Regions from separate parts of the Homo sapiens genome. Here region 2 is linked to region 1. Evidence: read pairs that join two places in POLR2A ChIA-PET (ENCODE). Cell type or tissue: CD4-positive, alpha-beta T cell. All regions are shown on one strand. Links, peaks and the distances in the headings refer to the core of each region. The heading gives the core; the rest is flanking DNA. Region 1 overlaps GTF2A1 (general transcription factor IIA subunit 1). Region 2 overlaps TSHR (thyroid stimulating hormone receptor).

Region 1 (16,505 bases), core at 6,595-10,594:
CTTAATTCTAACCCACATTGTAATTATGCCTATATATGTCCTATATTAACTACTTGAAGTTTATTGAAGACTCAAGCAAAACAGCTGTTTTAGTTTCCTGAATATTGGATCTGAAGTTTAGCTTGGTACCTAGACATTAAGGTTCATAAAATTACGGAATTGTTTAAGAATACCAAAAGAATGGTGCTTTGTGAGAGTTATTCCATTCCCTACTATTTCCGAAAAAGTTTTAGGGTACCTACCAAGCTTATAATGCCAAGTATGGTTCTGTTTCAGGAGACCTAGTAATTGCAAGAGGGTGGGAAGGCTAAGAATTGTGAACTTTTAAAAAATGAAGATAGACTGGATAGTTCAGTATAACTATTTTTAAAATCAAGCATTTAAAAATATTACTCTGACTTAACCATAGTATAGTCTAATAAGTCATTATAGTGTGTAAATTACCACAGAATACATTTTAACCAGCTGAGTTATATTAGAATTTTTATATTTCTGAGGACTATCCACTAAACTTTACAAGTCCTCACTCATATTTTCAAATTACATTTCAGACATATAATATTTCTCAACAAATGTAGTATAGGTTAACTGTAAACTTGAAAGAACCTCTTCAGATCCTTAGAAAATCTTTACCTATATCCTTGAAGTTGTTTTTTGTTTTTTTTTTTTTTTTGGATAAAACATTAAAATATAGTCAGATTAGAGTAGTTCAATACTTCCTTATAAATGGTTTTTCTTTATTCTGTTTAAAATATACAGACTGTTGATTTCATTGAGTGGTGACTCAGCTCTTACATTTCATTCTTCAGCCAAAACTTTTATTTAAAGGTGAAAGAATCAATATTTGTAAAAAGATCTTTTAACCTATGTAACTAGTTAGTACTAGAAATGAGATTTTTTTTTCCCTCCGTTCAAGTTTTTTTTTTTTTTTGAAGATGGAGTCTTACCCTGTCACCCAGGCTGGAGTGCAGTGGTGTGATCTTGGCTAACTGCAACCTCCGCCTCCTAGGTTCAAGTGATCCTCCCACCTCAGCCTCCTGAGTAGCTGGGAGTACAGGTGTATGTCACCACACCTGGCTAATTTTTTTGTACTTTTAGTAGAGACAGGGTTTCACCATGTTGGCCAGGCTGGTCGCCCAACTCCTCACCTCAAGCGATCTGCCCACCTCGGCCTCCTGAAGTGTTAGGATTACAGGTGTGAGCCACCACGCCCAGCCTCAAGTTTTTTTTTAAACCAAAAAGCAGTGTATGAAAAGATGAGTTCTACTTTGTGAGTGATACTGAATCACAAAGTTCATTTGTGGTTTATAAGCCAGATAAGAAGGGCTTACCCACTAGACAGATGACTTCCTCCTACACATTACCAGCCTCACAAATTCATACTGTGGCAGAATTGAAAGTTTCTACATGATAGTAGAAATTGCAGTTTTTAAATTCACAAATATCGAGGATCTCTGTTTGTACTTGTAGTTGCAGTTTCTAGAATCTTTTCGTTTACATGAAAATAAAAAATTTCATGCCTGTTATTTCTCACAAGATTTTTTATTGGAAAAAACTCCATTTTAAGTCTAAGGCCCCAATTTTTTTTAACCTCCACCCTTAAAAAAAAAAAAGTCTCACTATATGTTGCTTATTGTAGTTGATGTTATTAAGACTATATCCTAGGGAATAACTCACATTATTTTAAAACAAATTTTGGCAGAGTCTCTTGTGGTAGGCCCCTCTAAAAGAATTTTAAATGTTGTGGAAGAGAATTTTGAATTAGTAAGTTATTTCTGGGATAAAAATTAGTGGTCCATCTCTTACTTACTGGTTAAGTCTCCTTTATTCTAAAGAGCATATGTATTTAAACAAATCATAGGTCAGTTACTCAGGAAAATTGATTTAACATTTCTGTATATTTTACATTTTACTTTGTTGTTTTTAGTCAGTGTTTCCTTCATGTATTTCTGAACATAATCAGTATAGGCTCTGTACCAATAAAAGTGTTTTAGGTTTTTGTGGGTTTGCATTATTCTGATTTAGAAATAGCAAAAATATATTTGTTCTTTCTAATGGCTCTGTTTGCATTAGAAATGAACTAATCATAAAAACGTGAGATAATATAGTAGAAGGCTATTTCAGGGAACTTCTAGAAAACCATTGTTTTCGGTTCTTTTTTATGAAATGATTGGTCTAATGCATTATTTGTGTTTGGGCTGTTTTGTGGAATACAAGAAGAAATTTTAATAGTTATTAAGTATAAGGTGGTTAGTGTATGGTACATGACTCAGCAAATATATGTTATGCAGCTTGAATTTGTGGAGGGTGTGCAGGTAGTTATTGGGTCGTGTATTCTATATGGAAACTACTATGTCAGTTTGCTGGTAGAGGGAGAATTGCTGTCTTTCAAAATATGAATTATAGGCACTTAATATTTCTAAATATTTTTGTTTTTTTCTTTTTAAATATTTCTTAATAGTATGTGGTGGTTAATATTTTCCTTAAACTTAGATAACCTTTAATTTGCTTATATAGCCAAGTTTTATTTTAAATTGGGTAATTGAGTATCCAACTTAAATACGAATCACCCGGGTGGGCTATAGTTAAATTCTGGAGACACAGTGGGAATTTCAGGCCCAAGATGTAGAAATTACTTAGGTTTGTCAAGTGGCAACAAGTGTATTTTCTTGGAAAGCTATGTACCTAGAGCCCAGACTAGACAGTAGTTGAACTATTAACTCAGTTTAATAATTTTCTAAGTTTGTTGACTTCTCTGACACTAGCATTTCCAAAGCAGTTATATTTATTTTTTTAAGCTTTTTCAGATATGGGTAGTTCTAAAACTGTATAGGTTAGATTGAATGTATGAATGGTTGGTAGCTAAAGAAGATTGAAAAGAGAGGGAAAAAACTACCAAAATGTGTAGCTATAGCGGGATACAGGAAAATACTTAAAGTGCAGAATAAAAAACCAGAGAATGGCATAATTCTTTGCGGGAGGACAGGAGGAGAAAACTCTCCAGAACTCTCCAGGAAGTCAAGAATTTGTCCTGGATTTAAAGAAATTCATAATATAATCCCGTCTATATCTTTATAACTTAAGTGTCACATACTAACTTGATTTCAAAATGTTGAAACTAAAGTTTGTGACTATTGCCCAGGCTGGAGTGCAGTGGCACAATCTCGGCTCACTGCAACCTCCACCTTCAGGTTCAAGCCATCCTCCCACCTCACCCTCCCAAGTAGCTGGGACTACAGGTGTGCACCACCCTGCTCAGCTAATTTTTGTATTTTTTGTAGAAATGGGATTTCACCATATTGCCCAGGCTGGTCTCAAACTCCTGAGCTCAAGCGATCTGCCCACGTGGGCCTCCTAAAGTGCTGGGATTACAGGCGTGAGCCAGTCTGCCTGGTGTGACTTTTCTTAAGATTTACAGATTTTTTGTATTAATCTGTTATTAATGCATGTTTCACCTAGAATATAATGCCAGTATGTCCCTTTTTTCTTTGCTAATATGACATCTTAGAAGAATTGTCAGCTGTACTCCCAGTGAAGTCTTCTGATACAGTGTTCTTTATAGATATCTGTTGATTTTAGTAGAAATTTTAAAAGTTAAGAATTCTAAAAAGTAGATAATTATACTTTTATCTCAAGGAAATGGGGATAAGGAAACAGTGGGAAAGGAAGCAATAATGAAATAGCCATTTCATATATTGTACAGCATTGTTAATGTGGGTATTGTCTAAAAATGTGTAGGTTAGATTGAGTATAGGAAGGCTTGGTACCTTAAAGAAGATTGATGGGACAAGAAGGAAAAAAAAACTGCAGTACCTGTGAGATTTACTTAGAGCACCTTCTCTAGGGGAAAAAACCCAATTATATTGTTGTATTTAACTGCTTAAAATAATTTAGTAGGTTGGAGGCTAGGTTGGTCAGTCTTGTACCATTTTATAAAATGGGATTTAGCCTTACTAGATTTTTTAAATTTTGGTATATTCTAAACAAAAAGTTTCATACACTATTAAAATATGCTAGAGAGAAACAGTATTATACATGTATGTGGTTTTGATATTTTTTCTTTGTTTTTTTCAGAGTGCTGCTGCTACAGCTGCTACCTTAGCACTCCCTGCAGGTGTGACTCCTGTTCAGCAGATATTAACAAATTCAGGTAATTAGGAATGATGGAACCATTTTAAAATGTAATTCAGAAAATTGTACTATCTAGCCCTTAGGTTTTGTCTTCTTTGAAAGACAGAAAATACTAATATTTCTTTTACCATTTGGTTTAGGTTATTAAAATAACTTTATTTGAGGGCTGTAACACATATAACTGTAATCGTTGTTGAGGATACAGTAAAGAAGATGAAAATTGTACTTGAACCTTTGATCTGTGCATGATAACCCTATTATTGAAGTATGATTATATAAAAATGCTTACTTAGTTTTTTACTGAACACATTTAACATGCCAAGTGAGTATTAAACTTCTTTGAACTTGTGATATCAAAGTAATTCCTAGAGCATATTAAGAGCAAATTTATTGTATGCTATTATTATACATAGTATCTCTTCATTGACAAAAGACCAATGTCTAGCTCATGTGTTTTGGCATATTGGTGCTTGAAAAATTTATTTACATGGATTTTAAGTGTTCCCTATAATCTTGATTATATAGTTATTATTTATTTTCTATTCTGTGTATGTTATTTTTGTTAATTTGTAAATTTGTGAAATTAGGGGCTTGTCTTGCTACATATTTTAATAAGATGTAATTTGCTTTTTAATCAATTCAAGATTCTGGGTTGTCTAAAGGAACATATTGGGGGAATTTGATTCTGTGTGAATTGTATGACAATGATGATAACTGGTTCTGTGAACTTTTATTGCTTTTACCAATTTTGAAGCAAAGTTCTTTGGTGCTTTGTTTGGTTCAAGATATTAAATGAGCTATTAAGCTTTTGTTCCTTTAAAGCTTTAAAAATGAACAGCTCCCGAAGTGTCTGATCTTACTGCTCTTTCTTCACTCCTAAGGTTAGCAAAGATAATGTAAGCTTTAGTCAAGTCTCATAATCTGTTGTTAAAACCTTGTTGGAAATAGCTGAATGAGGATGTAAATATGAAAAATAAAACATTTTAAGGAATGTATTTGAACATGGCGAGAAGTCAGAGAAGGGGAGGATTATGCATACTGTGTATGAATGACAACCTTTAATAAAATTGTTAGTTTTCTTGATAATTTCTTGTGCCTTTGGTGGTATGAAATTAAATATGAATTCATTTCTTTTGAGATGGTCACTGCTAAAATGATAACTCGGAATGCATGCTTTTTGCTTTAGGCCAGCTTCTTCAGGTGGTCAGAGCAGCCAATGGTGCCCAATATATCTTTCAGCCTCAGCAGTCAGTGGTTCTACAACAACAGGTTATACCACAAATGCAGCCTGGTGGAGTACAAGCTCCTGTTATACAGCAGGTAAAATAATCTTCTATTATGATCAGTATGGGGTTCTGTTTTATTCTGTATGTATTCCCTGGGTAGTTTCCCTCTCCTTATATGCACAAAAGACTCTTTTTCAGTGCTACAGACCCAGTTGTTTCAAATTTCTCCTGTATACAGCTTAACTTAGATTCAGCATGTATTAAACATGTATTAAACAATTACTGTTGTCTCTGCCCATCCTTCATCATCCCCTCGAAGGTGGCAGCACTCTCCTTCCAGCTTCCTAAGCTGGTCATTCAGCCTTTATTCAATAAGCAGTTACTGAGTCTCGGGGTATTCACAAGGGTCAGGGGATTTAGGAGTGAATGACACAGACATGACTCTAGTTTTATGATGCTTACTGGAAGTGGGTGTGTAGAATCCTCCCTTTTCCTTACCTCTAATACCCAAGGTATCAAGCCCTACCAATTCTTGTTAATAGTTTTTCTTTTCTTTTTTTTTTTTTTTTCGAGACAGAGTCTTGCTCTTTCACCCAGGCTGGAGTGCAGTGGCGCGATCTCAGCTCACTGCAACCTCTGCTTGCTGGGTTCATGCCATTCTCCTGCCTCAGCCTCCCAAGTAGCTGGGACTACAGGCGCCCACCACCACACTTGGCTAACTTTTGTATTTTTAGTAGAGATGGGGTTTCACCGTGTTAGCTAGGATGGTTTCTATCTCCTTACCTTGTGATCCACCCGCCTCGGCCTCCCAAAGTGCTGGGATTACAGGTGTGAGCCACTGCGCCCGGCCTTTTTTTTTTCTTTAACTGCAGTTTTGCCATGGTTGCAGTCCCTTAATATGTTTGACACTGTTTTTTTCTCAGCCTCTTTTTTCATTTCCTTAGTTCATACTGTCCATGATTTGTCACTAAAATGCTGCATTGTCTTCTTAATGGTTTCTCTGCCTCTCATCTTTTGCCCTCCTAACCTGGCTGATTTATAGTCATCTTTTTTTTTTTTTTTTTTTGAGACAGAGTCTCTGTCACCTAGGGTGGAGTGCAATGGCGCAATCTCAGCTCACTGCAACTCCCGCCTCCTGGGTTCAAGTGATTCTCCTGCCTCAGCCTCCTGAGTAGCTGGGATTAGTGGCACGCACCACTGTGCCCAGCTAATTTTTGTATTTTTAATAGAGACAGAGTTTCACCATGTCTAGGTTGGACTTGAACTCCTGACTTCAGGTGATCTGCCCGCTTTTGCCTCCCAAAGTGCTGGGATTATGGGCGTGAGCCACTGTGCCTGGCCTATCTTTCTAAAAATCCTAAAACTTTTAACAGCTTTTCATTGCCTACTGAGAAGAGCCTAAACAACTCAACATGGTTTATAAAATCTTTTTGTGGATCTTGTTTCTTTGAACTCTCCAGGTTTATTTCTTGCCATGCTCCCAGTTATTTTCTTTAGCTGCATTTACATCAAAATAAACACTTGGATCTACTTGTGTTATATTCTTGTGCTGTGGCACTAAAATGAAAGAGGAATGGTTATTTTCTTGAGGAACTTATGTACTTTATATGTTTATGTGTCTGTCTCTTTTTTAAATGTCAGTAAAATAGTATTATGATAGAGACAAGATCAGAGCAGTACTATTAATCCAGTTTATTTACATCTTTCCAAAATTATGTACTGCTGTCACTTCTGGGTTTCACTTGATGTTACACTTCTCTTAAGAATGCCGTCTGGCAACTCCCTGCACTTCCCCCAAACAAATAGAAAAACCTGGCTAATCTCCTTAAAGCAGCAGTCTCTTAGCTTTTTGACACCAGGGACTGGTTTTTGCAGAAGACAATTTTTCCATGTACTGGGCAGCAGGGATGGTTTCGGGGTGAAACTTTTAATTCAGGTCATCAGGCATAAGGAGTGCACAACCTCCATCCTTGCATGTGCAGTTCACAGTAGGGTTCCTGCTCCTATGAGAATCTCATGCTGCTGCTGATCTGACAGGAAGCAGAGTTCAGGTGGTGATGCTGGCTCATCCACCACTCACCTCCTGCTGTGCAGCCCAGTTTCTAACAGGGGTTGGGGACCGCTGCCTTTAAGCACAAACAGAAACTACTTACTAATAATATAAGTAATATTTGATCATGCTTTGTCCCCTAAGTTGAATTTGGTACACTCTCTTGTGTTCCCATAACACTGTGTCATATTTGTACTACATCTGCTGTGTTTTTGAGTTGTTAGTGCTTTGTCTATTATACCATTTTTTTGTCTTTTGTGTTGTTACACCACGTGTAAGCATTTTAAAGGAAATACTGTGTCTTATTTTTGCATTCCTTGAACCTAATGGCAAGTAACAAGCATCTAGTCCTCCTCCTTTATTATAATACATATAGTTAATATTTGTTAGTATATATTTTTTCAAGTTGTGGCTTACTTTAGAATCCTAGATGCAGAACCTGGAAAGGAACTTCAGAAATCTGATCTGGTGGTTTTTAGAAAAATAATTAGCTTTTATCTCACACTGAGTCAGAATATTAGGGGTATGGCCAAGGTATCAGTACTTTTTAAGTTGCCAGGTGGTTCATATTTGCAGCCAGGATTGAGAACCATTAAGCCTAGTTTGACAGTGAAACGACAGAGGCCAAGAGGAGTTAAATGACTTGCGTCTGCTGTATTTATGTCTGACTTTAGACAAAAGTAGACCCAGGTTGGCCAGGCGTTGTGGCTCACGCCTGTAATCCCAGCACTTTGGGAGGCGGGCGGATCATGAGGTCGTGAGTTCGAGACCAGCCTGACCAACATGGCAAAACCCCGTCTCTGCTAAAAATAACAAAATTAGCCGGGCATGGTGGCGCGCACCTGTAGTCCCAGCTACTCAGGAGGCTGAGGTGGGAGAATTGCTTGAACCCAGGAGGCAGGGGTTGCAGTGAGCCGAGATCACACCATTGCACTCCAGCCTGGGTGACAGAACGAGACTCCATCTATAAAAAAAAAAAAAAAAGGTAGACCCAGGTTTTCAGATTCTCAGTCCAGTGTTCTTCATGTGAAGGCAGTGTATAACTTTTGTCCTGGTAGCTGGCATATACATAGTATGTGCTCAATAAATGAAGCAGTTATCTTTAGAAAATCCTTATTTTCTAGAAATTTGATAAAATAGAAATTTAATGGGTCACTACACTAGTTAAACTAATTGCTTTTGTACTTTGGTAGTTTTTAACTGTGTATGAAATATGGCCATTCTGGTGAATCTTAAGCATTTGTTTCTATTTCTGTGTACCATACTTGATCCTCTTAACTAGTTACTGTTATGTGGTTTTCTTTTGCTTTAGGTGCTGGCTCCTCTTCCTGGAGGGATTTCACCACAGACAGGTGTCATCATCCAGCCTCAGCAAATCTTATTTACAGGAAATAAGACTCAAGTTATACCTACGACAGTGGCAGCACCTACACCAGCCCAAGCACAGATAACTGCAACTGGCCAGCAGCAACCGCAGGCCCAGCCTGCTCAAACACAAGCTCCATTGGTCTTACAAGTTGATGGAACTGGGGATACATCATCTGAAGAAGATGAAGATGAAGAAGAAGACTATGATGATGATGAGGAGGAAGACAAAGAGAAAGATGGAGCTGAAGATGGGCAGGTGGAAGAAGTAAGTTTCTAGTAACATACTTAAAATAATCTACTTGATTATTTCCTTTTTTAGTTGGTACAACACTGATAAATTATATCCTGTTTTTTTCAGAGACTGTTAGGTGCTGTACAACATAAGATTTTAAAGATAAAGTTAGATTGTTTTAACTTTAGTAAGGTTTTTATATTCTGGCTATATTTATCTTCATAAAATATAACTTTCATATAGCTGGTAATAAAAAATGTATAACAAATTAAATTGTATTAATATGTGTAGTAAAGAGTACAGGTAATTCTAACTCTGGCTTACGCATTTATAATGTGGCTTAAACATAAGACATTGGTAGATAAATAGATGTGGTTAATCTTTTGCTTCAGTAATTTAAAAAGCGTGGCAACATTTGGGGAGAGAGCAAACTCAAGAACCAAATGTCACAAATTTATTAAATATTTAAAACCTTTTGGTCCATGTTCTATACCACTTCCTTAAAAACCTATGTACCCTTAATGTCTGTGTTCTTCTAGAAGCATATAAATATGCCTTTGTTTTCCTCACTATTTCAGCTTAGTTACTAGGCTCCAAAAACTATTTGTCCCACCACAATTTTCACTGTTAATTGCCTTCGTTAGCCTAAAATGCAGTCTTTTTGTTTCTTAGTACAAAGTTCTTCTAAATTATCTAAGTAATTTTTTTTCTGAAGAAAACATAGTTTATTATTGAATATTGAATAGACACAAATGAATAGAAATGTTTCAAGATAAAAATCATCCTGGTGCCCACCATCTAGTTAAAATAAAATTCCATTATTTAAAGTGCCTTAGATGCCTCTCCCTAATCCCATCATTCCTAGGCCATCAAAGTACCTTTGCTCATACATTTGTGTTGATTATTAATTGCTTTTATATTTTACCATATATATTTATATTCCTAAATAGCATATTGTTTAGTTTTGCATGTTTACAACGTAAATGAAGTAATTACGTATTCTTCTGCAAGTTGGTTTTTTCCCCTTAAAATGATATTCCTGAGGTTTATCCAAGTTGTTGCATATAGCTATAATTATTTTCATTGCTGAATATACCATAATTTTATTTGTCAATTTTTCTAATCCAGTGGACATAAGGATTGTTTCTTGTTGTTTACTGTTACAAACAGTTATAAAATATTGTAGTGTATGTCTTCTGGGGACACAAATGCAAGAGGTTCTCTAAATTTTATACCGAACATTGAACTTCTGGCTCCTAAGTCATGCACATCTGCAACTTTATAATAAAATGCCAAATCACTTCTGCCATTCAATACATAATTGTGCAGATGTCCATACCCCCTTATCAATACCTGATAGTGTCAGGCTTCCTGATTTTTGCTGGTCTGGTAGGTAGAAAATAGTATTATTTCATTTTGGTTTTAGTTTGCATTTCCTCACTTAGGAGTTTTAGCCTCTTTTTGTATATTTATTTGATATTTGTGTTTTGTATAGAAGTGCTTATTGAGGTCTCTTGCCCGTTTCCTCCCCCTAAATTCTTCATAGTTTCAGTGCTTCTTGAAGTAACATGTTTTTATTACCTTTTCCAGTTTATTGGTAGGATGGAAATATGTAGCGCTTTTAATATTCATCCTTGAACCAGCCACCGTCCTAATGTCTTTTGTTAGTCCTCATAATGTATCTGTAGATTCTTTTGTATCTTCTGTGTAGACTTTCACATCTTATATGAAGAACGGCAGTTTTTTGTGGCTCATTGGCTAAGCCTTCGGGAACAGTATTGATTAGAAGTGGTGATAGCAGGCACTCTTCTCTTCTTCTTAAACTGAAAAGTAATCTTTTCCATGCTTCACTGTTAAGTTTAATGTTTGTTGTGGGTTTTCTTTTTTTTTAATGGATATCTTCATCAGGTTAAGTAAATTCCCTTCTTTGCATTGCTTTGTTTTTTAAACTGTAAGTGAATGTTGCATTTAATTAAACACCTTTTCTGCAATGATTTGTATAATTTCTCACGTAATGTTATTTATAATGGATTTCATTAATTGATTTTCTATTTGTAAACCAATCTTGTACTCCTGGGATAGCACAACTTGATCATTTTATATTTCTCTTTTTATAAATTGCTGAATTCATTTTGTTGAGGACTTTTTTGTAGATATTTATGATTGATAGATACTGTGTGATTTTCTGTTCTCATACTCTTCTTACAAGGTTTTCAGTTATGGTAGCTTTGTTAAATGAATTTGGGGACATGTTTCCTGTATTTTGAACTCTTTTTTTTTTTTCAAAGATTGTATTTAATTCTTCTGTTGATATTTGTTAAAACATGACACTACAGATACCTGGGTCTAGTAATCTCATGCCCTTCAAGTATTTTGTTTCTGTTTGAGACCGTTTTGATAAGTTATATTTTTCTAGGACTCTCTATATATTTATCTAAATTTTCAAGTTGATTAACATGAAGTTAATCATGATATTGTCTTTTTGATGCCAGAATCCTTTGTCATCTTCATTCCTAATATAATTATTGTGCCATCTTTTTTTTTCCCTGTTCAGTCTTACCAGGGATGTGTTGATTTTATTAATGTTTTCAAAGAGTAAACTTTTAGCTTTATTCTCTCTAGTGTGTTTTTCCCATTCTATTCTTTTCTGACTTAACTGTTTTGTTTGTAGAGAATATGATCTGTGTGATGTGTGAATCTTTTGAAATTGCTTGAGACTTGCTTGATTTGGTCAGTTTTTGTATATGCTTTGAAAAGAATGTGTTTTCTGCACTTGTTTGGTATTTGTATGTGTCTGTTAGATTTATATTGTCAGTAGGTTTGCTCAGATGCTCTTTATGTATCCTTGATATTTTTTGTGTGCTTGATCCATTTTTTTTTTGAGATGGAGTCTCGCTCTGTCACCCAAGCTGGAGTGCAGTGGCACTATCTCTGCTCACTGCATGCTCCATCCCCCGGGTTTACGCCATTCTCCTGCCTCAGCCTCCTGAGTAGCTGGGACTAGAGGTGCCCGCCACCTCGCCCGGCTAATTTTTTGTATTTTTAGTAGAGATGGGGTTTCGCTGTGTTAGCCAGGATGGTCTTGATCTCCTGACCTCGTGATCCGCCCACCTTGGCCTCCCAAAGTGCTGGGATTATAGGCATGAGCCACCGCGCCTGGCCACTTGATCCATTTTTTACTACTGAGTGAGATATGTTCATGTTTCCTGCTATGGTAGTTGATATATTTCTTCTTGTTTTTCTGCCATTTTTCCTTTTTGTATTTTGAGCCTCAAAACAGGTGCATGTAAGTTTAACATTCATTGTTTTTTCTCAGTGAGTTGAACCATTTATGATCATACAATGTCTTAAGTTATTGCTAGTAAATTTTTTTTAACCATGAAGTCTGTTTGTATGATACTGTTAGAGCTGTACCAGCTTTGTTGTGGTTAGAATTTGCCTGGTACAGCTTTTTTCATTCTTTCACTTTTCAAACATTTTGGATCTGTAAACTTAATCTTTTTAAAATAGAATATTGCTATTTATGCTATTTGTTGCAAAACTTTAACATCAACCAAGACTATTCAGTAGGGACAGAATAGTCTTCAACAAATTATGCTTGGACAATTAGATATCCGCATGCAAAAGAGTTAAGTTGGACCCCTACGGCATACCACATACAAAAATTAAAGTGGATTAGGGACCTACATCTAAGAGCTGAAATTATAAAACTCTTAGAAGAAAACATAGGGGTAAATCTCCATAGCTTTGGCAACAGTTTCTTTTTTTTTTTTTCGAGACAGAGTCTCACGCTATCGCCCAGGCTGGAGTGCAGTGGCGCGATGTCGGCTCACTGCAAGCTCAGCCTCCCGGGTTCACACCATTCTCCTGCCTCAGCCTCCCAAGTAGCTGGGACTACAGGTGCCCGCCACCATGCCCGGCTAATTTTTTGTATTTTTTTTTTTAGTAGAGACGGGGTTTCACTGTGTTAGCCAGGATAGTCTCGATCTCCTGACCTCGTGATCTGCCCACCTCGGCCTCGCAAAGTACTGGGATTACAGGCGTGAGCCATTGTGCCCAGCCGCTTGCAACAGTTTTCTTAGACATGACACCCAGAGTACAAGCAATCAAAGAAAAAGTGGACTTTGTAGATTAAAAAGGTGGTTTTTGTTTTTGTTTTTGTTTGAGACAGAATCTCACTCTGTTGCCCAGACTGGAGTGCAGTGGCATGATCGTGGCTCACTGCAGCCTCAGCATCTTGACCTCCCGGGCTGGAGTGATCTTTCTGCCTCAGCCTCCTGAGTAGCTGGGAGAAAATATTTGCAAATCATGTATTTGATAAGGATCTACTATCCAGAATATATAAAGAACTCTTAAACAGCGTAACAACAAAAAGATAATGCAATTTAAAAACTGGCAAAGAACTTGAATAGACATTTCTCCAAAGAAGATACACAAATAGCTAACAAGCATATGAAAAGATGCTCAGCATCATTAGTCATTAGAGAAATGCAAATGAAAACCACACTGAGATAACCACTTTACACCTTCTAGAATAGCTATACTCAAAAAAGAAAGAGAAAATAAATGCTGGTGAGGATTTGGAGAAATTGGAGCCCTTGTGCATTGTTGGTGGAAATGTAAAATGGTACAGCTGCTGTGGGAAACAGTTTGATAGTCCTCAAAAATTCAGTATAGAATTATCCATATGACCCAGCAGTTCCACTCTTAAATATATACACAAGAGAACTGAAAACATGTTTTTCAACAAAAACTTGTATGTGACTGTTCATAGCAGCCCTATTTATGATATCCAAGTGGTATAAACCCAAATGTTCATCAGCTGATAACAGTGGAATATTATTTAGCCATAAGAAGAATGAAGTATTCGTATATGCTACAACATGGATGAACCTTGAAAACATGCTATGTGAAAGACATCAGCCACACAACGCCACATATTATATGATTCCATTTATATGAAATATCCAGAATAGGCAAATCCATACAGACAGCAGATTATAGATTGCCAGGGGACAGGGAGAATGGGGAGTGACAGCTTAATAGGTAAGAGTGATGAAATGTTCTGGAACTAGGTAGTGGTGAGTGTTATATACACTGTAAATGTTCATTGCACCTGAATTGTACATGTACAAATGCTAAAATAGTGAATGTTGTTAACTTGAATTTTACCTCAGAGATTTTTTTTTTTTTTTTTGAGACGGAGTTTCACTCTGCTGCCCAGGCTGGAGTGCAGTGGTGCAATCTTGGCTTACTGCAGGCTCCGCCTTCTGGGTTCCCGCCATTCTCCTGCCTCAGCCTCCCGAGTAGCTGGGACTACAGGCACCTGCCACCATGCCCGGCTAATTTTTTTGTATTTTTAGTAGAGACGGGGTTTCACCGTGTTAGCCAGGATGGTCTCGATCTCCTGACCTCGTGATCTGCCTGCCTCAGCCTCCCAAAGTGCTGGAATTACAGGTGTGAGCCACCACGCCTGGTGTAGAAAATTTTTTTCATTTTACATTGATGATACCTATTTTAAATTAAAGAATATCTATACATACACACCTGTGTAAGTAGGTATAGGCCTAGACATAATAATTTTTTTTTTTTGTTCTTATTGTTGATATAGAGTCTCAGGTTGTTGTCCAGGCTGGAGTGCAATGGTGTGATCAAGGCTCATAGCTTCAACCACCTGGGTTCAAGTAATCCTCCCACCCTCATCCTCCTGAGTAGGTGGGACTATAGGCATATGCCACCATACCTCGCTAATTTTTTTTATTTTTTGTAGAGGTGGCATCTCACTGTATTTCCCTGGCTGGTCTCAAACTCCTGGCCTGAAGTGATTGTCCCGCCTAGGCCACCCAAAGTGCTAGAATTAACAGGCATGAGCCACTGTGCCTGTCCATAATATAGTCTTGATTATTGTCTTCTCTACTTTGGTTTTGTCTTCTCTTTCTGCATTTATTAGAAATCTCAGTTACATCTTCTATCTTCTGTCACAATTGAAGCGAAATTTAACATGGTTGTTTATTTTATGCTCTAGTTAGGTTTTATCTTGGCCCCTAACTCTCTTTAATGCTGAGATTTCCTACTTTCTGCCTTTAAGAAAAAAAAAAAGTCTGAATCTTAATTCTGCTTCATACCTCTACCATAACCATCATCATGCTAAACATGCTGATTTGTATTTAGAGTCCAAGTTCTTTAATGTAAAGACAGCAAGGCAGACTGCTAGCCTATTGCATTGCTCTTCTTTTCTCCTCTAATTTCTCCACTGTTTTCTGTTTTATATGATTTGTAGTACATAGTGCCATTAGCTCTTTTGAACCTTCATATTAGGTCCTTTTCTAGGCATCTTAAACAGTTATTGTAGAGAATTATCTTCTTGTACTGTTTTTAAAAAATAAAGAAAATAAAGATAGGCCGGGTGTGGTGGCTCACGCCTGTAATCCCAGCACTTTGGGAGGCCTAGGCGGGGTGGATCACGAGGTCAAGAGATCAAGACCATCTTGGCCAACATTGTGAAACACCGTCTGTACTAAAAACACAAAAATTAGCTGGGTGTGGTGGCGCGTGCCAGTAGTGCCAGCTACTGGGGAGGCTGAGGCAGGAGAATTGCTCGAAGCCGGGAGGCAGAGGTTGCAGTGAGCCGAGATTGCACCAGCCTGGCTACAGAGCGAGACTGTGTCTCAAAAAAAGAAAGAAGAAAATAAAGATAAACATCTTTTCAGACTTAAAAATTACATAGCTTAGCTAATTTAATTATATTTAATTTCTTACATTTCAGTAATATTGGCAAACTGTTAACAGCTGATTTGACAATATTAAATTCATGGCGTACATATATGCATTTGGCATTTGGTTCTCAAAGAACATCAAGGTCATTATATTTTTTTTTTCAGTGAATATTAAGGCCTTCTTATAGTAATAAGAACTCTCCTTTTATTTGTAGGAGCCCCTCAATAGTGAAGATGATGTGAGTGATGAGGAAGGACAGGAACTCTTTGACACAGAAAATGTTGTTGTATGCCAATATGATAAGGTAAGGATGTCATCTTCAGATTACTGACGTTATTTGTGTTGTAATTTCTTCCCTACATTATTCTTTCTGCCTTATTGAAACATTTGGGCAGCTGATTCATGCCTCTTAAATTCATTATGAATAGTACGAAAACCCTGTTAGAGTTTTGTGGATTATTTTAATAGAATGAAAGATTAATTTCTTAGCTTTATGTTTGAAAAATAAGTTATGAATGAAATGAAAAGAGCTACGATCTTCTTTTTCTATTTAGACAGTCTTTGAACTTGTAAGCAGAGTAAACAGCCACTTTGAGGTTGTCCTTTGTGGTAATAGCTAACTCAATGAGATAATTCTGTTTTCTATTTAGCCTCAACTATCTCAAAACTAGAAGGGTTCAATTGAATCTCTGTAACTGTTTTTATTATTAAGGAAAAGACTAAGGCAATGAACAGTGCTAAAAACAAACATAAGTTTTTACTGAAAATTATTTAAAATATT
Region 2 (16,505 bases), core at 4,996-8,995, 170 kb after region 1:
ACTTATTTTCTCTCCATCATAAATAAACTGCTGGGGGTGCAGATATGGAACTGTAACAATCCAAATCAGGACAGCTCTCTTTTCGCTCCCCTTCCATGTCTCCCACTTTTCTCCCTTTCTCCCTTCACTATCATGCTATATGATCTAAACTCCTAGGGTATGAAATATATGAGAAGCTAATATATATAATCCTCAAAAGTAAATCATAGAACAGTTTTATAACACTGAGTTAAATAAGATGAGGAAGGGAAAATATGTCCTCATAATTAAAAAAAACCCTGAAGATTCCTATTGCTGAAGTAAGGAATGCCTTCTCAAAGATTTGGAAGTAAATTTTACATGGGAAAAGGGAGTTAAATAACTCTGGGGAAATCATGATGGCCTTTGTTATGGTTTTTAATTCTTTTAAAGGTTACAGAATGATTCATATTTTCTATTTCTTCATATGTCAGTTTTGGTAAATTGTTTTTTATAGAAATATATCCATTTTATTAAAAATTTCAAATTTAGAGACATAAAGTTAATATATTTAAATAATATAATTTAAAAATATCTATAGGCTCTGTGATAATAGACTCCTTTTTTATTTCTGATTCTTTATTTCCTCAATCAACCTTACCAAAGGTTTATCAATTTTATTAGTCTTTTCAAAGAATCCATTTTGGGTTTAAAAAAATTTTCTCTATTAAAAATTGTAAAATGTCTGATTATTCATATTCTGAATCTCCTGTGCATTCATTTCTGTTGCTGGTATTTCTCTCAATTTTTTATTACATCATCTTCTCTTCTCATTTGTCTGGTTACTTTTTATTGTGTGCAAGATGTTGTATACAAAAAGTGTTGAAATCATTTGAAGCCTAAAATTGTATTTCCTGGTAGGATTTCCATTTGCTCATGGCAGTTGGTTAGGGGAACTAGCAATCTTATATTACCGTAATCCAATTAGAGGAACTAAGATGGTTGAAAACTGGACTTCTGTCCCAAGTTTTTTTTCCAGCTACCCCTTACTACTAGATGGAGCCCTTTGGGATCCCAACTCAATGTAGGGGGTTTATCAGAGATCCTTTCTTGATAGATTTTTTTTTCTTACTGTCTAGCCCTATAGTGCTGCCAAACCTCTGCTCAACTATTCCTTGAATCACGTTCCTAGGATTTACCTCTCTGATTTCCCTTTTTCTCCTCTTTGTTTCATAATTGTTTACTATTTTGCGATTAAATTTTTTTGAATCCTGCTTTGCTAATTTTTCTTACCAGGAGTGGTTTATGTGATGTAAACCAGCATTCCTGGAAGGATAAGTTCATTACACTTTGTTTTTAATATTTTACCATTGGTCTGTGATTTCTAAGGTCAATTTTTCATAATATGAAAGGCTTATGATCTACTTGAGTTCCTCTAGTAATTTGTTACTTTGTAAGATATAACTTTATGTATCGTAAGGTCTCTCTTCCTTTAAACAGTACCTATTAATTTCTCACTATGAATGATGCTTTTAGAATATGTCCAGTTACTTCCATCTTCTTGCTTTTCTTTTCTGCTACACTCATTTTGGTTAGTTATGTGCTTAATCTTAGATCAGCCTTAGTCTCAGATCAGCCTTAAACAATATATTTAAAAATGAGAAGATTGGTACTTAAATTATCTCCCATTTTCATTTCCCTCTCGCTCCTGATTTTTGTTAGTTATATTATTTTTATAAAGGGATAACTTATTACATTTCTATTCTGTTCTGCACACCCTAATTTCCTGAAGTCATTTTAACCTTAGTTTTAAATTTAAAATGACTTAATGCTCATAGCTCATCATTTATATCTTGGTTGACCTAGTTGGCTAACAGCTTTTTTAAAGCTCATGTAGGTTTTTTTCCCCTACGTTTTACACATTTGAAAAAGTTATTGCACAGATGGACAGAAGAAACAAGCCTGGTGTGTCTGGGTATATAATTTAGGGGTCATACTTTGTTACCCTGAGAACTTGATGATTTCATTATTCCTAGCACTGAATGGAGAGAAATTTGAAGCTAGCTTTATTCTTTTGCTTTTCAGATAAGATATTTATGCCCTCACCTTTTTTAGATACTCTTGGGTTCTTTATTTTTCTTTGAAGTTCCTTAACTTTACTAGATTATGCATGGAAATTAATAGATATTTATGTTTGCTGGAATATTGTGTGTCCTTTAATTCTACAGATTCAAATCTCTTATTTCAGGAGTTTTTTGATATAACTTTGGATATTTTTGTTCTCCATTTTTTTCTGATTTTGTCTTTAAAAACAAGAATATTGAATGTTTTACATATAATTTCTAATAAAAATCCAATGTGTTGTACCTGTCAATTTCCCCTGTGTTCTCGATCTACAATTTTTTCCTACTCTAGTCTTTTTTCTTTTCTATTTCATTTTGCTCCACTTTCTCAAGATGTCATGAATGTCTTCACTTATATTTTCAACATGGGCAACATTGCTGTTCCCATTAAGGCCTTTCTTTTTTTTTTTTTTTTGAGATGGAGTTTCACTCTTGTTGCCCAGGCTGGAGTGCAGTGGCGTGATCTTGGCTCACTGCAACCTCCGCCTCCCAGGTTCAAGTGATTCCCCTGCCTCAGCCTCCCAAATAGCTGGGATTATAGGTGCCCGCCACCACACCCAGCTAATTTTTGTATTTTTAGTAGAGACGAGGTTTCACTGTGTTGGCCAGGCTGGTCTTGAACTCCTGACCTCAGGTGATCTGCCTGCCTCTACCTTCCAAAGTGCTGGGATTACAGGTGTGAGCCACTGTGCCTGGCCCAAAGCTTTTATTTCTTTGATGTTTTTATTTTGCTCTTTTACTTCTATCCCAAGATCTACCAAATACCTTTTTTAACATTTTTTATTGCCTTATCTTTTTTTAAATTTGAGACTTCTTATCTTCACTCTGGAGTCCTAACACAGAAAGGTCACCTTATTCATTAAGTTTTATGAACTCACAGATAACTTTGGTCACAAGTTTTACCTTCTCTAGGGCAATAAAAATATTTTTGGTGGTTGCCCTTTTTATGATTTTTATTTGTTTTGTTGCCTTGCTTCTTTATGTAAATAGGGTTATTTTTGCATAAATCCTATGTTAATTCCTTTTCAATAATGAAGGGATTTTTCTCTAGAGGTGACAGGGTAATGTTTGCATGTTTGCATGCGTGTGCATATACACACACACATACACACAAGTATGTCGATTGTGTGGTTTAGCTGTAATCTTTCTTTACTCATCCATCCATCATACAAATATTTATTGTGCACCTGCTTTGTGCCAGGTACTGCTCTAGGTTTGGAGAATACAGCAATAGATAAATCAGAAAAAAAATTTCTGCCTCCCTGGAGTTTACATTCAATGGCGGATAAAGATTGACAGCCTCAAGCTGCTTATCATTCAGTTTCTCATCTGGTCTTCCAAACAGATAGTTTCTTGTAGAGTTAGCTTGTCTGCATGTGTCTTCATTTGTCATCACATCCCCTGCATTGGAGGGGTTTCTTGTGGGGTTTCAGGAGCTCCTTGAGGCCATCCATCTTGTTCTATCATGTCTTACCCCTTGATGTGTATCACTTACTTCAAAGACCTCTGCACTGTCATCCTTTGAGGTCCAGTAACCATCTTCTTTCAGTTTCTTGCCTCTCTCTGGTCCAAATTCACTATACTTGCCAGCCTTTCTTCATATATATTATGGTTGAAGTTAATGAAGATTTTCTAATAATGACAGATGGGAGTGTGTACTGCTAAATTTCCTTGTTGCTTTTGGCTTTTTTCCAGAAAGCAGTTTAGGGATCAAGATGTCTTTAGTATCCTGAAACTAAATATTTCATCCTTTCACTTTCAAAGTGAGGGAACTCAAGCCTAGAAGGTTCAGTGATTTATTGAATGTCTCACATATAATTCAATCCTAGAACCAAAGTTTCTGGGCTCCCAGTTTAATGTATTGTCTATTATATTTTATTTTTATGTGAAAGATACATAAATATCAAGGAAACAAACCAATATTATAGAATATCATAGAAACAGCTTCAGATTTGTCCAAAACCAACTTCCCATCTCTTCTCATGTTAAAAAAAAAATAACTACATATTTATACTGATTTATCCATTGGAATAATTAGGGTTCAAGTCTATCTTTGAACTGCAAGTTTAATTATATACAATTTTAAAAAATAAACATATTGAATCCTTTTTTGGAGATTTGCAACAATTTTTAAAAACTTGCAGTTGAACCATATGGCCTGGAAATATAAAAAGAAATTAAGAAAAAAGCTAGGGATATACTCATCTGTTTTATCATACATTATGATAAAATACATACAAATCTATTATAAAAAGTTAAAATTTCTCAAAACTTTCAAACCCAAATACAGACTGCACATGTACCATTCACAGTCAAGAGAAATGTGAGCAAACATAAAGTATTAAATCATTACTGCATACAATTAACTGTACATACTGTATTACTGCAAAAATGTCATAGCCAGCTCCTGTTGCTTTTGTGCTAAGCTCAGGTGTTGCAAGTATCTGCTTAAAATTTCATGTCACTAATTATCTCTGTATAAGCAGTTTGTGTCTCCAGTAAATTCCATATGACAGTAAAAAGTGACCTCTCACTGTTCTCACATATTTTTCATTATATTTAGTGCAATACTGTAAACCTTGAATAACACCATGGGATCTATACAAAGTGCCATTAGTGTTGCTGAAAGTGCTCCCAAGAAGCAGAGAAAAATCATGACAGGAAAAAGTTGAACTGCTTGATGTTTACCATAGATGGAGGTCTGCAGCTGCGATTGCCTGCCATTTCAAGATAAATGAATCTAGTGCAAGGCCCATTGTTAAAAAAGAAAGAAAATTCATGAGGCTGTCACTGCAGCTACACCAGCAGGTATAAAAACTTATACTTTTTGCAAAATACCTTTTTATCTCATATTGAAAATGGAGCTTTTATGTCGGTGCAGAATTGCTATAAGAAAGGCATACCTGGCCAGGCACGGTGGCCCAAGCCTGTAATCCCAGCACTTTGGGAGGCCAAGGTGGGCAGATCATGAGGTCAGGAGATCGAGACCATCCTGGCCAAAATGGTGAAACCCTGTCTCTACTAAAATACAAAAAATTAGCCAGGCATGGTGGCGTGCACCTGTAGTCCCAGCTACTCGGGAGGCTGAGGCAGAAGAATCGCTTGAACCCGGAAGGTGGAGGTTGCAGTGAGCCGAGATTGCGCCACTGCACTCCAGACTGGTGACAGAGCAAGACTCCATCTAAAACAAACAAACAAACAAACAAAAAAAAACCATGCCTAAATACTCTATTATTATTTGAAAAAAAGTGAAGTCATATAACAACTTAAAGTAAAAGGAAGTTAAAGGAACTAAAGCTGAAGAATTTAATGCCAGCAAAAGATGGTGTGATAGTTTTAGAAAGATGTTTGGTTTTAAAAATGTGACGATAACAGGAGAATCAGGTTTTGCCAACCAATAGGCAGCAGATGAGTTCCCAGGCACCATTAAGACAATCACTGAGAAGAATATCTGCCTAAATAGATTTTAATTTTTTAAAATTTTAGGGGGTACATAGTAGGTGTACTAAATAGGTTTTTAATGCAAATAAAGGTGCCCTGTTCTGCAAAAAAATGCCATGAAGGACATTTATTAGTAAGAAAAAGAAGTCAGCACCAGGATTTAAGGCAGGAAGAGATGGGCTACCTCTACTGTTTTGTGCAAATGCAGTTCGGTTTATGATAAGGACTGCCCTTATCTATAAAGCAGCTAACCCCTGAGCCTTGAAGGGAAAAGTTAAACACCACCTGCCAATCTTTTGGTTGTACAAGAAGGCCTGTACAATGAGAACTCTTTTTCTGGATTGACTCCATTTATGCTTTGTCCCTCAAGTCAGGAGGTACCTTGCCAGTAAGGGACTGCCATTTAAGGTTCTTTTGATATTGAACAATGCCCCTGGCCACCCAGAACTCCATGAGTTCAACACTGGAGGTGCTGAAGTGGTCTACTTGCCCCCAAACACACATCTTTAATTTAGTCTTTACATCAGGGTCCTAAAGACCTTTAAGGCTCATTACACCCAGTACCCTGGAAAGGATTATCAACACTATGTAAGAAAACCCTGATGATGTGGTTTGGCTGTGTCCCCACCCAAATTTATCTTGAATTCCCATGTGCTGTGGGAGGGACTCAGTGGAAGGTAATTGAATCATGGGGGTGGGTCTTTCCCCTTATCTCAAGCCAGTAGGCTTGAGACTCCCCAAAGGGCTGATGTTTTAGTTTGAGTCAGAAGACAGATAAAGACTGATGTCCCAGATCAAGCAGTCAGGCAGGAAGAGTTTTCCTTTCCATTTATAGCCTATTCAGGTCAATCTGCTTTACTCAGTGTCTTAGGCCATTGGGCTGCTATAACAGAATATGTTAAACTGAGTAATTTATGGACAATAGAAATTTATTTCTCACCTTCTAGAAACTGGGAAGCCCAAGATCAAGGCACCAAGAGATCTCCACATGCACACAGCAAACTGAGTGTCTGGTGGGGACTTGCTCTTTGGTGCCTTCTAGCTGTGTCCTTAGATGGCAGAAGGAGCACATAGACTTCTTGGGCTCTTTTCTAAGGGCAGTAATCTCCTTAATAAGCTCATTAATGAGCGCTCCACCTTCATGACCCAATCACCTCCCAAACGCCCCACATCTTTTTTTTTGTTCTTTTGAGATGAAGTCTCGCTTTGTCGCCCGGGCTGGAGTGCAGTGGCATGATCTTGGCTCCCTGCAACCTCTGCCTCCCGGGTTCAAGCGATTCTTGTGCCTCAGCCTCCCAAGTAGCTGGGACTACAGGTATGTGCCACCATGCCCGGCTAATTTTTGTATTTTTAGTAGAGATGGGGTTTCACCATGTTGGCCAGGATGGTCTCGATCTCCTGACCTTGTAATCCACCTGCCTCAGCCTCCCAAAGTGCTGGTATTACAGGTGTGAGCCACCGTGCCCGGCCCCAAACACCCCACATCTTAATACCACCATATTAAGGGTTAGTTTCAATAAATGAATTCTGGGGAGAGGAGGACACAAACATTCAAATCATAGCACTCAGTCTGCTGATGCAAATGTTAATCTCATCGAAGACACCCCCTCAGCCACAGCCAGAAAACTCTTTGACCAAATATCTGGAAACACTGTGGCACACAACACAAGTTGACACATACAATTATCATGCCCACAGTAATTACTGTAATTTTTTTGTTGTTTGTTTTGTTTTTGTTTTTGAGACGGAGTCTCGCTCTGTTGCCCAGGCTGGAGTGCAGTGGCACTATCTCGGCTCACTGCAAGCTCCGCCTCTCGTGTTCACGCCATTCTCTTGCCTCAGCCTCCCAAGTAGCTGGGACTACAGGCACCCACCACCACGCCTGGCTTTTTTTTTTTTTTTTTGTATTTTTAGTAGAGACGGGGTTTCACCATGTTAGCCAGGATGGTTTTGATCTCCTGACCTCGTGATCTGCCCACTTCCGCCTCCCAAAGTGCTGGGATTACAGGCGTGAGCCACCGCACGCGGCCGATTACTGTAATTTTAAAAGCCTACTTTCAAGTCCATGCATTGGATGCCATGTGCCAACTATTGAGTAATGTCAGTTGTTGATAACTGAGGTTGTAAACTCAGAAAAGAATATAGGTAGGTCAGCACTGAAAGTGCAGCCACATATTTACTGATGCTGTTACCTATGAAATTTCTTTTTTATCATGACTCAGATCATACATTTTACATATTTAAAAGTGTGCTGAGTGGTTTCAATAAGCCGTAAGAACTGTAATAAAAAGAAATAATTGATCCAAAACATTTTAAATTAATACATTTCTTTCCAGAGTGGTAAAGCAATAAATGCAATTAAACAATGTCCATTGAATATAAGGTAGAATCAGGGTCTCAGTATCTAACAACAAACCTACCATGTAACATAATTTCCTTAGGGGCAAAAGAACATGATTTACTTCACCTTGCTCTCCTTCTTTCCCTGCCTACTGTCCTCTCTTCTCTTTCTTATGCCTTTCCTTTCTCCCTTTCCCTATTACAAACAGTAGATTTGGGGAAAACAAATATGGAACAAACCCAGAATCTTTTTTCCCCTTATCCTAGTAATGAAGACAAGCAGGTAAAACATCTAACCAGTGTAAGATGGTGGGATGAGCTTTTCAGTGGAATAGTAATTAATTAGGGTGATAGTAGACTTTGCAGGGGAGGGAACACTTAAGCAGAGCCTCAGTGGTTGATCAGGGACTCCTCAGCCAAGGGGGACATTCTAGAGCAGCGGTTCCCAACCTTTTTGGTACCAGGGACCAGTTTCATGGAAGACAATTTTTCCATAGACTGGCAGGGTCGGGGGCATGGTTCTGGGATGAATCAAGCATATTACATGTATTGTGCATGTTATTTCTATTATTATTACATGGTAATATATAATGAAATAATTATGCAACTCACCATAATGTGGAGTCAGTGGGAGCCCCGAGCTTGTTTTCCTGCAACTAGATGGTCCCATCTGTGGGTGATGGGAGACAGTGACACCCAAAGTGTGTTGCTTATGTCCAGTCTACTCTGTAATCTCATTTTGGTTGCTGTCACTGCAGAAAACCCTGCTTCACAAAGATAGGATGTTGGAAATGGAAGCAGGCTTTTCAGAGCTTTTGTAGCAATCTCAGGATATTCTGCCTTGACTTCAATCCAGAACATATGGAGATTTGAAATTGTCTGAAACATACTTTTAAGGATACCAGATACAGCTGTACAATTGAAGTACATCAACTCACTTGCCACTATAAAGCTTGCCACCAGATGCAGCTTACTTGTCACATGTCACTCACTTTTAGGGTTTTGATATGAGTCTGCAAGCAATTGATTTATTATGGTTTCTATGCAGTCAAGCCTCTCTGCTGATGTTAACCTGTATTTGCAGCTGCTGCTGAGTGCTAGCATCGCTGCCTCAGTTCCACCTCAGGTCATCAGGCATTAGATTCTCTTAAGGAACACGCAGTCTAGGTCCCTCGCATGTGCAGTTCACAATAGGGTTCACTTTCCTATAAGAATCTAATGCCACTGCTGATCTGACAGGAGGCAGAGCTCAGGTGGTAATGTGAGGGATGGGGAGCAGCTGTAAAATACAGATGAAGCTTTGCTCACTCACCTGCCACTCACTTCCTCTATGTGGCCTGGTTTCTAACAGACCACGGACAGGTACTGGTTCATGGCCCCAGGGTTGGGGACTCCTGTTCTAAAAGGAATTGCTAATTCCCCACAGTCTTTTAGAACATTTTGGCTATTTCTAGCACCTGACACATAGTAGCTGCTCATTCAGTCATTTATCCATTCAACAATGTTTGTTAAATATCTTTTATGTGCCTAAGTGTAACACACACAGACAGAGACACATATGTTTAATAAATATATGTTGTTTTGTTTTACACTGTTGGTAGGAGTGTAAATTAGTTCAACCATTGTGGAAGACAGTGTGGCGATTCCTCAAGGATCTAGAACTAGAAATACCATTTGACCCAGCAATCCCATTACTGGGTATATACCCAAAGGATTATAAGTCATTCTACTATAAAGACACATGCACATGTATGTTTATTGCAGCACTGTTCACAAGAGTAAAGACTTGGAACCAACCCAAATGCCCATCAATGATAGACTGAATAAAGAAAATGTGGCGCACATACACTATAGAATACTATGCATCCATAAAAAAGGATGAGTTCATGTCCTTTGTGGGGACATGGGTGAAGCTGGAAACCATCATTCTCAGCAAACTAACACCAGAACAGAAAACCAAACACTGCATGTTCTCACTCGTAAGTGGGAGTTGAACAATAAGAACACATGGACACAGGGAGGGGAACATCACACACCGGGGCCTGTTGGGGGGTGGGAGGCTAGGGGAGGGATAGCATTAGGAGAAATACCTAATGTAGATGACGGGTTGATGGGTGCAGCAAACAGCCATGGCACATGTATACCTATGTAACAAACCTCCACATTCTGCACATGTACCTCAGAACTTAAATACAAAAAAAAAAAAAAAAAAAGAATTGATGATTTGCTTGCACTAACATATCCACATTTTCTGGCCTGTTCAATCTTGCTTATATCTTGGCAAAACTGGAGTCACCATCACTATAATTGCTCATGCAACCATTTTTTTTTTTTTTTGAGATAAAGTCTTGCTGTGTCACCCAGGCTGAAGTGCAGTGACATGATCTTGGCTCACTGCAACCTCTGCCTCCTGGGTTCAAGCGATTCTCCTGTCTCTGCCTCCTGAGTAGTTGGGACTACAGGTGCCCGCCACCAAGCCCAGCTGATTTTTGTATTTTTAGTAGAGATGGGTTTTGCCATGTTGCATGCCACCAATTTGAAGGGGGCCTATTCATGTTATATGATTTATCATATGTCTGGGGTTCAGGCAATTTGGTCATTCTGTTACAATTGCTTAAAAATGTTCATGTGCCTTTTTCTTTTCATTTCTTCTGCCTTTCAATCCACATCAAGTTTCCTTCTCATAAAATATTTCTTGTTATGTCTCTAGGGTCCTGACCTTTGTCTTCACGAGTAACATCTGCTTTCACTAAGTTGATCTGCAAGACACATCTAATCTTGGCTTTGCTCAATTTCTGAGTTGGTTAGATTTCAAAAGTTTTGAAATGTTTTCTGGGATTTTGCATGCATTTTTTCATAGGGTGACCAACTTTTCAGACTAGTTTCTCAAAGCCTATTTCACTTATTCATGTAGTGGGATTAGGACCAGCTTGAGTGCTATGTTCAGGAACTATGAGGAGGTCACAGCCATCAAAGGAGGAGGAGTGTTTTCTCCCACCATGACCCTGAATGCAGGTTCATTTCTAGGTAAAAGTTTTAGATAAGTAGGTTACATCTTCCTTTTCTTCCCTGTTCCCTGTACTCCCTTTCATAACTCCCTGGGGCTTTCCCTCCAACTCTTCGGTGCTCAGTGTCCCCCACACAGCACTTACCCATTTATTGTATGCCTGCATCCAGAAACAATTTAACTCTAAAACTGTGTTTCAAAATTACTTGCATCACTGCTTCCTCATTCGCTGTGTGTGGTTGCTCTACAATCTTTGGGAAAGCGAAAGTGGAATTAATTGACCCTACTGGATAACTGACTGATTTCATTATTTAAACTAAAATTCTCAGATATACCAAATGAAATAATTGGCAAAGTGAAGTGAAAGTATTCAGGCAGGTTAAGGAGTATATTTTGGAACAGCAAGACATGAAGTCATTTATTAATTTAAAGAACATTTATTGGGCGGCTTTCATGAACTAAGCTCTTTGTTAAGCAGAGGAGATGAATGACACTGGATTACATGGGCTAAAGAGAAAGAAAAGCCAGCAATTCAATAGAGTATGTTAGGTACTATTGTAATTCCTGCACTTTGGGATGCCGAGGTAGGTGGATCATTTGAGGTCAGGAGTTCGAGACCAGCCTGGCCAACATGATGAAACCTCATCTCTACTAACAATACAAAAAATTGGCCAGGTGTGGTGGTAGGTACCTGTAATCCCAGCTACTCAGGAGGCTGAGGCAGGAGAATCACTTTAACCCAGGAGGCGGAGCTTGCAATGAGCCGAGATCATGTCATTGTACTCCAGCCTGGGCGACAGAGTGACACTCCATTTCAAAAAAAAAAAAAAAAAAGATTATACAATGCGGCATTTGGGGTGATCAGGCTTCCCAGGGGAAGTGACAGCACAAATGAGATGTGGAGGCCTGAGTCATGGCTATTTTTGTGTATGGTGCTTATAAATTCCTTTCTAACTTATACTTTTCCCTCTTTGGTGCAGAGGTTCAATCACGAGAGTACCTAAGAATTGCCTAGGCTATTTGTTTGGAATGTATCTTCTCAGACCCCATTCCCAGTGTTCTGATTCCACTGGTTTAGAGTGTCTTCTGGGAACTTAAATTTTTAACAGACCCACAGGGCATTTGGGTACCAGCTGTTCTGGGGCCACGTTTTGAGAAATAAGACTCTGAAGTGCCAGGCGGATTGACATTAGCTTAAATTATGAAGTGGGTCAAGTTTTTCTTTGTGCACTCTCTCCACTCCTTACATACTCCTGGTGCCCTTGAGTTACTGGGAGCTCTACTGAGGTCCCTGTGGCCATTATCCTGGTGCCCAATCTGATCTTCCACCATGCAAACTTACCATCCTGTAATCACAGAATGTTAGAACAACATCAGAATTAGTTGAAATTTTTTAAATGGGCAAAAGCAAGGCATTGGCCACATTTAATCCCCTTCTAAGCTTACATCTGTGACCCCAAGTGCCCTTAAACCCATTTATGCCTAGTGTTCCATTATTGGAACGCTAAGCATGGGAGTTATTATATCTTACTGCTCAAGGTCATTGCAAGGTCTGATTGCAAAAATGCAAAAAATTGCAACCTCAGGCATAAATGTGTTAATATCCCATTGATTGTTAAATCCTATGTTCTGTTTATTTCCTCATCCCCTTGCTGTTCCCATTCCTTCTGTTGTTAAAATTTGTTGAGGTGACATTCACATGCTGGTTTCCAACACACATCTAACATTGTAACTGTGTTTGGATAAAACAAATCAAAACTTTTCTTTAATAAATTGATAGTCTTTTCAATAAGTGGTGTTAGGAAAACTGTATATCCACATACCAAAAAATGAAACTAGACCCCTATACTAGACACAAAAATCAACTCAAAATGGATTAAAAATCCAAACATAAGTCCTCAAACTAGAAGAAAACAGAAAGGAAAACCTCTTTGACATTGATCTTGAAGAAAACAATGGGGAAAAGCTGCTCATTAATGATATTTTAGATATGACCCCCAAAGCACAGGCAATAAAAGGAAGCAAACAAAAGGTGGAATTACATCAAATTAAAAAGCTTCTGCATAGCAAGGGAAACAACACAATGAAAAGGCAGCTCATGGACAAGGAGAAAATATTTGTGAACTATATATCTGGTGAGGGGCTAATATCCAGTATATATAAGAAACTCAACTCAATAGCAAGAAAACAAATAACCCATTAAAAATGGTCAAAGGACCTGGAAACACTCCTCAAAAGAAGACATACAGAAATACAAATAGCCAACAGAAACATTTAAAAATGCTCAACATCATTAATCAACAGGGAAACACAAATCAAAACCGTAGTGAGAGATCACCTCACATCTGTTAGGATGGTTATCAACACAAAGACGAGATAAATGTTGGTGAAGGTGTGGAGAAAATGGATCACTTGTGGACTGTTGGTAGGATTGCAAATTGGTACAGCCACTGTGGAAAGCAGCATGGAAGCCCCTGAAAAACTTAAAAATAGAGCCACCATATGATTCAGCAATCCCTCTTATGGGCATATATTCAAAGAAATGAAATCAGTATGTCAAAGAGATATCTGCATTCCCATGTTCATTGCAGCATTATTCACAATAGTCAAGATTTGGAATCAGCCAAAGTGTCCATCTACACATGAATGGATTTTTTTTAAGTGGCACATATACACAATAGAATACTACTCAGTCTTAAAAAAGAAAGAAATCCTGTCATTTGCAACAACATGGATGAAACTAGAGGACGTTATGTTAAGTGAAATTGGCCAGGTACACAAAGACAAATACCGCATGATCTCACTTATATGTAGAATCTAAAAAAATTGAACTACAGAAGCAGAGAGTAGAATGATGGTTACTGGTGAGGAGTGGGGGGATGAGGGGTTGGGGAAATGTTGGTGAAAGGATACAAAATTTCGGTTAGACAGGAGGAATAAGTTTAAGATATCTATTGTACAACATGGTAACTGTAGTTAATAACATTGTGTACTTGTAAATTTCTAAGGCAGCAGATTTTAAGTGCTCTCACCACAAAAAAATGATGAATATGTAAGGTAATGCATATGTAAATTAGCATCATTTAGCTATTCTACGATATATACATATTTCAAAGCATCACGTTGTACACCATAAATACATATATTTATTTTTCAATTTAAAAAATTAAAAATTTTTTGAAGAAGTGATATTCACATGCTGGATTTAGAACACGTATTTAATATTGTAACTATATTTGGTTAAAACAAACCAAAACTCTTGCCCGTCTTGAAAATTATGCATTAGAAATTTAATATAAAATGTTAAGTGGACAGTAATTACTTTTCCCCCTCCTTTTGTTCCCCCTTGCCACAAAACATAAGTATCATTTTCCCTTCAACTAGCCAACTTCTTTGTCAGCCTTAGGTTTACAGAGGAATTTTTCAAAGAAACTTTCTAGATACAGTGTAAAACTTCATGGCAAGAAAACTCAATGCTTATTTAGAGTTTCTCAAACAAAAGGATTTTGGTTGTTTGCAAAGTCCAATTTCTATGCTTCAAAAAATAACATGTGGCTTAGTGAGGTTTTGAGTTTATATCAAAACTCTGATCATGATCCTAATACTCAGAATCAGACCATTTCTGTATTCACACCACATAAACAGATTCTAAGAACTCTATCCCTGACACTCAAATCACCAGCCCATGGAATTGAAATGAAAATAAGAATCAGGTGAAGGTTTATTTTTAAGGAACATTCAATCCAAAACAAAGTTAAACTTAAAGTATAAATTCTGTTCTTCTGGACACTCGTGAAGTTTCTCACTGCCATTACAGTTGGCCAAAACTATCTGCATGAAGAACCAAGGCTTTGGAAGGCATTTAGGAAATAACTTTCTGAGATTGTGTTCTGCTAACACACCATGACTAATAGCTGCAGGAACTATAGTCAAGTCTCTAAGTTATTTTATGCTTCCTACTTGGTGTGGGAATTCTAGGACAAAGTCTGTTAGCCTTGGTTTGGTTGCCATTCTGCTCCCATTCAATGAAATTGTGGCAAACAAGGCATGTTAAAGAGTCTGGTAGCATTGACCATACAGTGCCATTGTTCAATCAAACTCTCAGGGTTTTTATTGACAGGTCCAGGGGAAAGCCAAACCTGAGATGGAGAAGGGGTGAAATTGGAGAAGGAATCTACTGAAGGCTATTAGTACATTTCAGGCACTCTACTCATCTGTTTGCATATATTATCTCATTCATTTTCTTTTATATCCCCTAGATACAAATTTCCCACCATTCTGGATTCTGACACCCAACAGAAAGACTGTTATTTGGCATCATGTGAATTAGCCAGGAGACCTCTAATTTCCAGCCATTTCCTCTGGTCTGACCCCTAAACTCAGCTCATCTGGTTTCTCGTTTCTGAGGGGACAAACACTTCCTAAAAGGCAGACCCTCTGGGGTTCTGAGGAGACCGTCCCTGACATTGTTTTTACTTCAAGACTACAAGCGAATGAAAAACAGCTACCTCTCACAAGAGGGCTGGAGCCCTTGATACAGAACAGATCTCCAACTGGCTTTTGGACTAAAATAACTGAACCAACAAGATATTTTAGAGGTGATTATTTGTTGCATTTCTCAAATTATGATGAATTTTATAGACCCATATCTCATAGGTATATCTGTCTTAATCCTAAATTAGGGATTAGTACACTTTTTTTTCCCACAAATCATTTTAAGTGTGGAAATAATCCCATAAATCCCATCACCCCATAAGGTTAACTCATCAAAATCCTTTCATCGAGGACTAGGATTATACTCTATCCCAAATCAAGCCAAGTAAATATAGATGATGCCAGACCACTAAACAATGTTTTCTAGAACTCTAAAAGTGCAGAGTAAATATCCCTCCTTGGGCCACATGTGTGGTCTGGTATGAAGAAAGAGCTTTGGAGGATGGAATATAAGCACTAATGCTCACTGGCTGTGGGGTCCAGGTGAGTCACTTACACTCCCAGGAAGTCAGTGCCCAATGTCATGAGAACTTACTAAAGCCCATGGCTCATAACAGAGTATGGTGGACAATAAAGAGTAGCTGTAAATTTTTATTGGCTGGAAAACTCTTAGAGAACAGAGCATGTGTATTTATCTTTGTAGTTTATCATAATGGCACGTACAAATCCTTTATAAACATCTGTTTATTGGAGAAAAAACCTACTTATATGTCTCAAAAATTGTGTACATCTGTTAAGACTTTCCTTGTATTGCCAAGTCAATCCTAAGCCAAAAGAACAAAGCTGGAGGCATCACACTACCTGACTTCAAACTATACTACAAGGCTACAGTAACCAAAACAGCATGGTACTGGCACCAAAACAGAGACATAGATCAATGGAACAGAACAGAGCCCTCAGAAATAACGCCGCATATCTACAACTATCTGATCTTTGACAAACCTGAGAAAAACAAGCAATGAGGAAAGGATTCCCTATTTAATAAATGGTGCTGGGAAAACGGGCTAGCCATATGTAGAAAGCTGAAACTGGATCCCTTCCTTACACCTTATACAAAAATCAATTCAAGATGGATTAAAGACTTAAACGTTAGACCTAAAACCATAAAAACCCTAGAAGAAAACCTAGGCACTACCATTCAG

Evidence for each region. ChIA-PET counts read pairs that join two places held together with the same protein. Peaks named below come from ENCODE experiments on the same cell type or tissue, not always from the same donor. Only the 100,000 strongest peaks of a DNase experiment are listed, where the experiment ranks them.
Region 2: POLR2A ChIA-PET joins it to region 1 with 5 read pairs; 3 of 35 experiments call an interaction of 5 or more read pairs at or near these places.

The regions. Positions count from the first base shown.
Region 1 is chr14:81,185,054-81,201,558 of GRCh38, reverse strand. GTF2A1 (general transcription factor IIA subunit 1) reads left to right here. Exons shown (of 9, transcript NM_015859.4): 5 at 4,075-4,150; 6 at 5,318-5,451; 7 at 8,720-9,040; 8 at 15,939-16,028. Among named protein-coding and RNA genes, the nearest start is that of SNORA79, 9.5 kb to the left of the region's middle. In CD4-positive, alpha-beta T cell, for the core only: no CTCF peak of the experiment used is centred there; a DNase peak (open chromatin) is centred at 8,788; H3K27ac peaks cover 363 bases.
Region 2 is chr14:81,013,028-81,029,532 of GRCh38, reverse strand. The region is part of intron 1 of TSHR (thyroid stimulating hormone receptor); the gene reads right to left. It overlaps TSHR-AS1 (TSHR antisense RNA 1), which reads left to right. Exons shown (of 9, transcript XR_007064290.1): 9 at 15,129-15,467. Among named protein-coding and RNA genes, the nearest start is that of TSHR, 66 kb to the right of the region's middle. In CD4-positive, alpha-beta T cell, for the core only: no CTCF peak of the experiment used is centred there; no DNase peak of the experiment used is centred there.